Linked DNA regions of Homo sapiens: region 2 is linked to region 1. A link is a contact called in ENCODE Hi-C or POLR2A ChIA-PET data. All regions are on one chromosome and are shown on one strand. The core of a region is the stretch at or near the end of the contact, and the rest is flanking DNA. Distances in the headings are between cores, read along the strand shown. Region 1 has its middle 29 kb from the start of GLO1. Region 2 overlaps DNAH8 (dynein axonemal heavy chain 8).

Region 1 (3,726 bases), core at 376-2,875:
GAGTAAAACTTGCCAAAAGATAGCCCTTGCTCATTCTTTAAATTCATTCCTATATGCATTTTTTTTAAATGTACAGTTGGCCCTTGAACAACATAGGTTTGAACTCCACTGGTTTATTTATACAGGGATTTTTTTCAAGCAAATGTGGGTTGAAAATACAGTACAAAGGGGGCTGACTTTTCATATGCCAACTGTGGGACTTAAGTATGCACAGATTTTGGTATCCATGGGCAGTCCTGGAACCAATCCTCCACATACACCGAGGGACAACTGTATATGGTAACACTACGCCTTGTTAGGGAAAAGAACAATTCACTTCCAAATTCACTTACCTGAGAAGTTGTACGAAAGTACAAAGTAGGTCACAAGAAGTAAGTTTTCTTATTTTCCATGATCATGGTCAATGTAAAACAAGTCAGTCTCCTATGAGCCCTACATAGCTAAGGCTAGAATGATTATAATACAGGTGGTTTGAATGAAGAGCAGATGGCTGAAAGGGAATCACTTGAGGCTTTCCCACACAGTATTTTGACCATGATTGCATAGAGTGTGTCTTAGTTGAGGCAATTTTAATAAAAATACCATAGACCGGGTGGCTTAAACAACAAACATTTATGTCTCACAGTTCTGGAGGCTGGGAAGTCCCAAGATCAAGGCACCAGCAGATCCAGTGTCTGGTGAGGACCCACTTCCTGACTTGTAGACAGGCACCTTCTCACTGTGTTCTCACACATCCAAGATAAATCATCTCTTAAAAGGGCACTAATTCCATTCATGAGGGTTCTACCCTCATGACATTACCTCCCAAAGGCCCCACCTCCGAATACCATCACACTGAAAATTAGGCTTAAACATATGTATGGAAGGGAGCCGCAGGACACAAACATTCAGTCCATAGTACAGTATATATAAATAATCCTCAGCCATCCAACTGATTATGAAGAGTGTTAGTAAGGATGCTTGCTATTGGCAATAAGAAAAAAAGCCAGCACTTAAGAGATTGTAAAATGGATTGGTTGACCAGGCGCAGTGGCTCACGCCTGTTATCCCAGCACTTTGGGAGGCTGAGGCAGGTGGATCACTTGATGTCAGGAGTTTGAGACCAGCCTGACCAGCAAGATGAAACCCTGTCTCTACTGAAAATACAAAATTTGCCAGGCATGGTGGTGGGCACTTGTAATCCCAGCTGCTTGGGAGGCTGAGGCAGGATAATCACTTGAACCTGGGGGGTGAGCTGAGATCACGCCATTGTACTCCAGCCTGGGCAACAAGAGCGAAACTTCGTCTCAAAAATAATAATAAAATGGGTTGGTAGAGGGTTCAGAGATAACAAGAACCCCAGATTATTTCCATCTTTCCCATCCTGTCATTTTTAGCATTTTTTCTCACTGGACCAATAATATGATCAAAGATGCCTACCATGATTCTAGGTATCATGTGTAGACCAACAATGTTGATAGGATTTGGCTGTGTTCCCACCCAAATCTCACCTTGAATTGAAGTTCCCATAATCCCCACATGTCATTGGAAGGACCCAGTGGGAGGTAATTGAATCATGGGTGTGGTTTCCCCCATGCTATTCTCGTGATAGTGAGTTCTCACGGGATCTGATGGTTTGATAAGGGGCTTCCCCTTTCTCCTTCCTGCCACCCTGTGAAGAATGATGTGTTTGCTTCCCCTTCCGCCGTTATTGTAAGTTTCCTGAAACCTTCCCACCCTTGCAGAACTGTGAGTCAATTAAACCTCATTCCTTTATAAATTACCCAGTCTCGGGCATGTCCTTATAGCAGCATGAGAACGGACTAATAGAAATGTCCAGTGAAAGAAAATATCATTTTATTCCTCATGTGTCTTTGATAAGGAGTGAAAAACCTTTCCCTAAGCTCCTCAGCAAAATTCCCGTCATATCTCAACCAGTACTGGGTCACTTACCTGTCTAATCACTGGCCAAGGGGGTGGGAACACTCTGACTTAGATGGATCGTATTTACCCAAGCTGGCTGCATGAGGGTGGACAGTGAATCAGAATTGAGACTGCCAGAATGGAGGAGCAAATAGGGGCTTCTGGGTAGGTGTAAACAGAAACCGCACCCAGAGTCAAATTAGATATTGAGAATTAGATATTAGGTGCAGAGTACTGTAAGAAATGAAACATTTCTTGCCCTCAGAGCTTAGGTCTGAGATTGTGGTTCTCAATCATATTAGACTTAGCTGACCCTGTTTATAATAACATTGTAACATAATATCTATCACATCCACTATCCTGAAATGACATTCACATGATATAACCTACTTATTGGCACGACATGAAGAAACATCAGTCAATACCTTTATGGTAATATGAAGGAGAAATATAATCAGGTTGCAATAAAATTGTGCATTTTAGTATGTCAGTGCCCACATAGACTAGAAGACAATGGAGTAGTCAGGTGCTTGCCCTTACATATGGAAGAAGAAAACATCAGAGTATTGTTGACACTCTTTGATATTTTAAATAAAGACTGAATTTATGATTCATGAAGAGCTATAATTTTACAAATTTAAATACATATTCATAACAGGTGCATTTTACTGATGACTCAAAAACATGATGTTATGTTGGAAATATTTCCCAAAATGGTGATCAATTCTTGCTAAAGTTTCGAATAAAAGAGTAACTTTTTTGTTTATAGAATAGTTTTTTCCCTAGCAAATATTAAAATTATAAATGCAAATAAGTAAGATACAAGTTGTAAGTTCAGATAATAAAAAGCAGGCTTTAATTCTTTTTTAAAATTTAGAATAGTTTTAGATTTGCAGAAATGTTGCAAAGATAGTGCAGAATTCACATACACCACATACCTAGTTTCCCCTATTTTAAAAATCTTACATTAGTGTGGGACATTTATCACAATTAATGAAACTATATTGATATTATTAACTGAAGTCCATACTTATTCCAATTTCCTTCATTTTTACCTGCTGTTTCCTTACAGGTGACATTCAGGAAACCACATTCCATTTAGTCACCATGTATCCTTAGGCTACTCCAGACTGTGACAGTTTTTCAGACTTTCCTTGTTTTTGATGACTTTGACAGCTTTGAGGAGTACTCACTAGGTATTTTGCAAAACGTTTTTCAATTGGGATCTTCTGATTTTTTTTGTCATGATAAAACTGGGATTATTGTTTTTTGGAGGAATACCACAGAGACAAAGTGCTCTTGTCACATCAAGGGGACATACTATCAACATGACATGTCCCTGATCTTACTATGTTAACCTTAATCACCTGGCAGTGGTAGTGATGAGGAAGAAACTCATTATGTAAAGCCCACACTGGCTGGGGGGAGTTATGCTCCATCTCCTTGAGGGGAAAAGTAGGCTTTTTACCTATATGAATACTCAGTGGGACTTTCCAAAGTTATACAGGTCATTACAGGATGTCTAACATCCCTGCTCACCATCCACTAAATACCAATAGTGAAACCCAACCAAAAATGTCCCACAAGTCTCCGAAGTAACCCCTAGGGGTCAGTACTGCTCTGTTGAGAACCACTGGTCTAAGATTTCCAATTCAAGTTTCCTTAGAGTGTGAATTTAAAGCATTTATAAAGAAATCTGAGTACAGAATTCCTAATTTTATGCTTTCCTCCTTATTTACAGATGCTTTTTTCCTGCCTCTAATTCAGGAATTTATTTTAGGTATTTGCCTTTGAGTGTTCTTCTTTTATATAACTTTGTTTTAC
Region 2 (4,175 bases), core at 1,169-3,668, 97 kb before region 1:
AGCCCCACCTTTGAGAGTCTGGACACCAATATCCACCAATTATCCAATGGGAAAGATGCCGGTCTGTCGTTCTTAGCACAGAGGAGCTGGGATAACCTAGCAATCAGGATGCATTTCAGGTAAGGCCTCTAGGGGGTGCTACCTTAGCTCTGGTTGCTGAGCACTTGTGGCTTGAAGTTGTATTCTTCAAACTAGAGGCAGGGCTTCTCCAGAGACCAGAGTGGGTGCAGCTGATGCAGCTGGTCATTACAGACCACTTCCTCTAGCATCAGAGGAATTCCTGGGCTGCTATTTCACAGATGGATGACCATTCTACTCAGCATTAGACCCACCCCCAAAGATCTTTACCACTAATAAGGTTTAGTCCTGAAACTACAAATTTCAAAGCGACACCCAGGTGGGCAAGGGTTCTGGCTCCAGGAAAATAGGGGTAGGGGTAACTGAGACCCACCTCCAGGTTTTTGCTCTAGTGGAGTCAGAACATTAAGCATCTTTGTCCTGACCAATGAGACCTATTTATTAATTTGACTTGTGCTAGTAGCCTAACTGAACATTTGCCCCCAAAAAAATCCCTATTGGCTGAGCACAGTGGCTCATGCCTATAATTCCAGCACTTTGGGAGGCTGAGGAAGGAGGACTGCTTGAGGCCAGGAGTTCAAGACCAGCTCATCAACATAGCAAGACCCCATCTCTACAAAAAAAAAAAAAAAAAAAAAAAAAAAGTTTAATTAGCTAGGCATGGTGGTATATGCTTGTAGTCCCAGCTACTCAGAAGGCTGAGGAGTTCAAGGCTGAAGTGAGCTATGATCATGCCACTGCACTCCAGCCTGAGTAACACAAACAGGACCCCATCTCAATTTTTTTAATTTAATAAATAAAAATGTTTAAAAAAATCTATTGTGCATAAAACAGCCCCACACAACACTTCCTTAGATATGACATTAAAAACACAAAGAAAACAAAAGAAAAACATGATAAATTGAACTTCATTAAAATTAAAAACTATCGTACTTCAAAGGACACCATCAAGAAAGTGAAAAGATAACCCAAAAATAAGAGAAAATACGTGTAAATCATATATCTGATAAGGAAGTTATACCCAGCATATATAAAGAACTCCTACAACTCAACAATAAAAAGACAAATAACTCAGTTAAATATATGCAAAGAATCTGAATAGATGTTTTTTAAAAGAAGATATACAAATGGGCAAAAGTACATCAAAATATGCTCCACATCATTAGCCCTCAGGGAAATGCAAATCAAAACTTCAATGAGATACCACTTCATACCCAGTAGAATGGCTAAATTCAAAAGGACAGATAATAACAAATGTTGGCAAGGATATGAAGAAATCATAAACCTCAGCTGGGCGTGGTGGCTCATGCCTGTAATCCCAGCACTTTGGGAGGTCGAGGTGGGTGGATCACAAGGTCAGAGGATCGAGACCATCCTGGTTAACACGGTGAAACCCTGTCTCTACTAAAAATACAAAAAATTAGCCGGGCGTAGTGGCGGGCACCTGTAGTCCCAGCTACTCGGGAGGCTGAGGCAGGAGAATGTCGTGAACCCGGGAGGTGGAGCTTGCAGTGAGCCGAGATCACGCCACTGCACTCTGGCCTGGGCGAAAGAGCAAAACTCCGTCTCAAAAAAAAAAAAAAAAAGAAATCATAAACCTCATACTTTGCTGTTAGAATGCAAAATGATGCAGCTACTTTGGCAAATAGTTGGGGTTATCAACAAAAAGTTAAACATGGATTTGCCATATGACCTAGCAATTCTACTTCTGCACATATACCCAAGAGAAATGACAACATATGCCCACACAAACTCTTGTACACAAATGTTCATAGCAACATTATTCATAATAGCCAAAAAGAGGAAATAATCCCAATGTTCATCAACTGATGAGTAGAAAAATAAACTGATATTATCCGTACAATGGAATATTCTTCAATGATGAATGGAATGAAGTTCTGAAAAATGGTATAATATAGATGAGCTTTGAAAACATTATGCTAAGTGAAAGTAGCCACAAAAGACCACATATTGTATGATTTCATTTATATAAAGTGTCCAGAAGAGGTACATCTATAGAGACAGAAAGTAGATTAGTGGTTGCTTAAAACTGGGGAGAGGAGAGAATGGGGTGTGACTGATAATGGACATAAGGTTTCTTTTAGTGGGAGTGAAAATGTTCTAAAATTAGATTGTGGTAATGATTGCACAACCCTGTTAATACACTAGAAAACATTGACTTGTACAGTTGTAAGTGGGTAAATAGTATATTAATTATGTCTCAATAAAGCTGTTAAAGAAACAAATTTAAAAAACAGCTTCAAAGAAGTATGTATGAAGGATCCCACTCAGCAACTTGGTTCTGTTCATTACTCATACTTTCCTGTCCTGGCTTGATCAGGAAGTTACTAATAAAAATAGGCTTCCAAACATGTCTAGGTCTTCAACCTATGTAATGTTCCGCATTACTTTCCAACAAATGATGAACAAGATTCTAAATACTAGCAGGATCCAGGGAATTAGCGAAGTTGGGGGAAGAATACCTAAATGAGATCTTTACAGACTTTTCAAAGGATGACTCCAAGAAGTCTCTGATATGGGCTGGCCTATATCCCCCAAAAAAATGTCACTCCTTCCCAACCAGTCCTAATAAATTAATCAAACCTATGTCTGTCCAGAAAAGATATCACCCGCACAATGTTTTTGTATACACCATATACACTGGCTCAGAAAGAGGACATGCTTATACATCCGGAGATTCCACAACTACTGACTTCTATCAGGCATTGCAGGTATTTCATCTCATACTTTTTCTCAGCCTAATATAACAGTTAAAAGCAGAGCCTTTTAAGTTGAAGTTTCATAGGTAGAGGTAAACTGAGGTCTTGAGAGATGTGAAAGTTGACCATAGCGTTTGTGTTACTGGCAGAAGGCAGTAACCAGGAATGAAAAAATAAGTTATAATAAAATGCAGTGACCTATAAGTAATATTAGACAAGTCATAACAATAGTGGACAAGAGATCAGGAACAATAATTCTCAATGGCACTACATAAAGTACAAAATCACCAAAAAGGTGTGGTGTGGAGTGGGGTACGATGACTGCATAATGCTTACCTTCTCCAGTCTTTTGCAAAAAGCTTCAAATTTTCCAAATATATACATTTCTGAAACCTCAAAAGATTTTTCCCCTGAGGATTCTGAAATCAGTTTCCTTGTTTTATGAAAAGATGCCTGATATTCCTTGAATAGAAAAATGCAGTCCTATGAGAAAAGTAAAAGAAATAGGGAAAAGAAAGTGAGACATTTGTTCAGGAATCGAAAATTCAAAAACTCTACCCTCACACAGAACTGATCAAACTGTGAAAATCTGTATAGTTTTTTTTTATTTATACCATATTTTCATCCTCATTTCAACCTCACTTTTATTCATCCTCATTGTTTTCCTTTAACTCTTATCCTACATCAAAGCATACCATATACTATTTGTTTTTACATTTTCATGACAATTAGAACTCCCAAGAGGTCCAGAAATTATCTATCAAGACATCTCTATTCAGTTCGCATCCATCTTAGAATCAGCATTCTTTATGCGCAGGTATATAAAATATGAAGTTTCTGTCATACGAAGCTATCATCTGACAATCATTTTTCCAAAAGAGGGTCATAAAGTCTTTGATGAGTACATTGCTGAAATCCTAATATTTGACTACAGATATACTGGTCTGGTTTGTGAACATAATAGAAATAAAAAAGAGAATAAGATTGCTGGGTAGAGTAGGAATTAACTATTATGTCAAGCTAACATTTCCTAAACACCAAATCTTTTTTGTTAATGTTAAACTTTTTTGAAACCATCAATACCCAGTCAAATCTTTATCATAACACCATTTCTCAGATTCTGACTCTTCTGCCTCCTCTTGCCCACATAAGAACCCTTAAACATTGGGCCCACTTGGGTAATCCCCATATCAGCTGATCAGCACTTTAATTCCATCTGCAACCTTAATCACCCCTTGCCATATGTAACATAACCTATGGATAGGTTCTGAGGATAAGCACACAGACATCTTTGGGGGCCGTTATTCTGCCCACTGCAGCCACTAAATCAGAATTTCTGCAAGTGGGACTTAGAAATCTATATTTTTAACTAGCTCT

What was found. Hi-C counts contacts between places; a loop is a spot of excess contacts on that map. ChIA-PET counts read pairs that join two places held with the same protein, here RNA polymerase II (POLR2A). Pooled maps may share reads with other maps.
Region 2: a pooled map shows a loop between it and region 1 (5-fold over the local background). The contact joins two enhancer-like sites. A Hi-C loop is called at or near these places in 9 of 37 single-sample maps with no recorded cell type and 10 of 50 pooled maps. POLR2A ChIA-PET finds 5 or more read pairs at or near these places in 2 of 52 experiments (PC-9 and activated T-cell).

The regions. Positions count from the first base shown.
Region 1 is chr6:38,671,835-38,675,560 of GRCh38, reverse strand. No RefSeq gene overlaps it. Among named protein-coding and RNA genes, the nearest start is that of GLO1, 29 kb to the left of the region's middle. Within about 2 kb of position 1,625, at least 2 of the 41 ENCODE cell types and tissues checked have a DNase peak (open chromatin) inside an H3K27ac peak, as active enhancers do.
Region 2 is chr6:38,769,519-38,773,693 of GRCh38, reverse strand. It overlaps DNAH8 (dynein axonemal heavy chain 8), which reads right to left. Exons shown (of 93, transcript NM_001206927.2): 12 at 3,135-3,281. Among named protein-coding and RNA genes, the nearest start is that of DNAH8, 56 kb to the right of the region's middle. Within about 2 kb of position 2,418, at least 2 of the 41 ENCODE cell types and tissues checked have a DNase peak (open chromatin) inside an H3K27ac peak, as active enhancers do.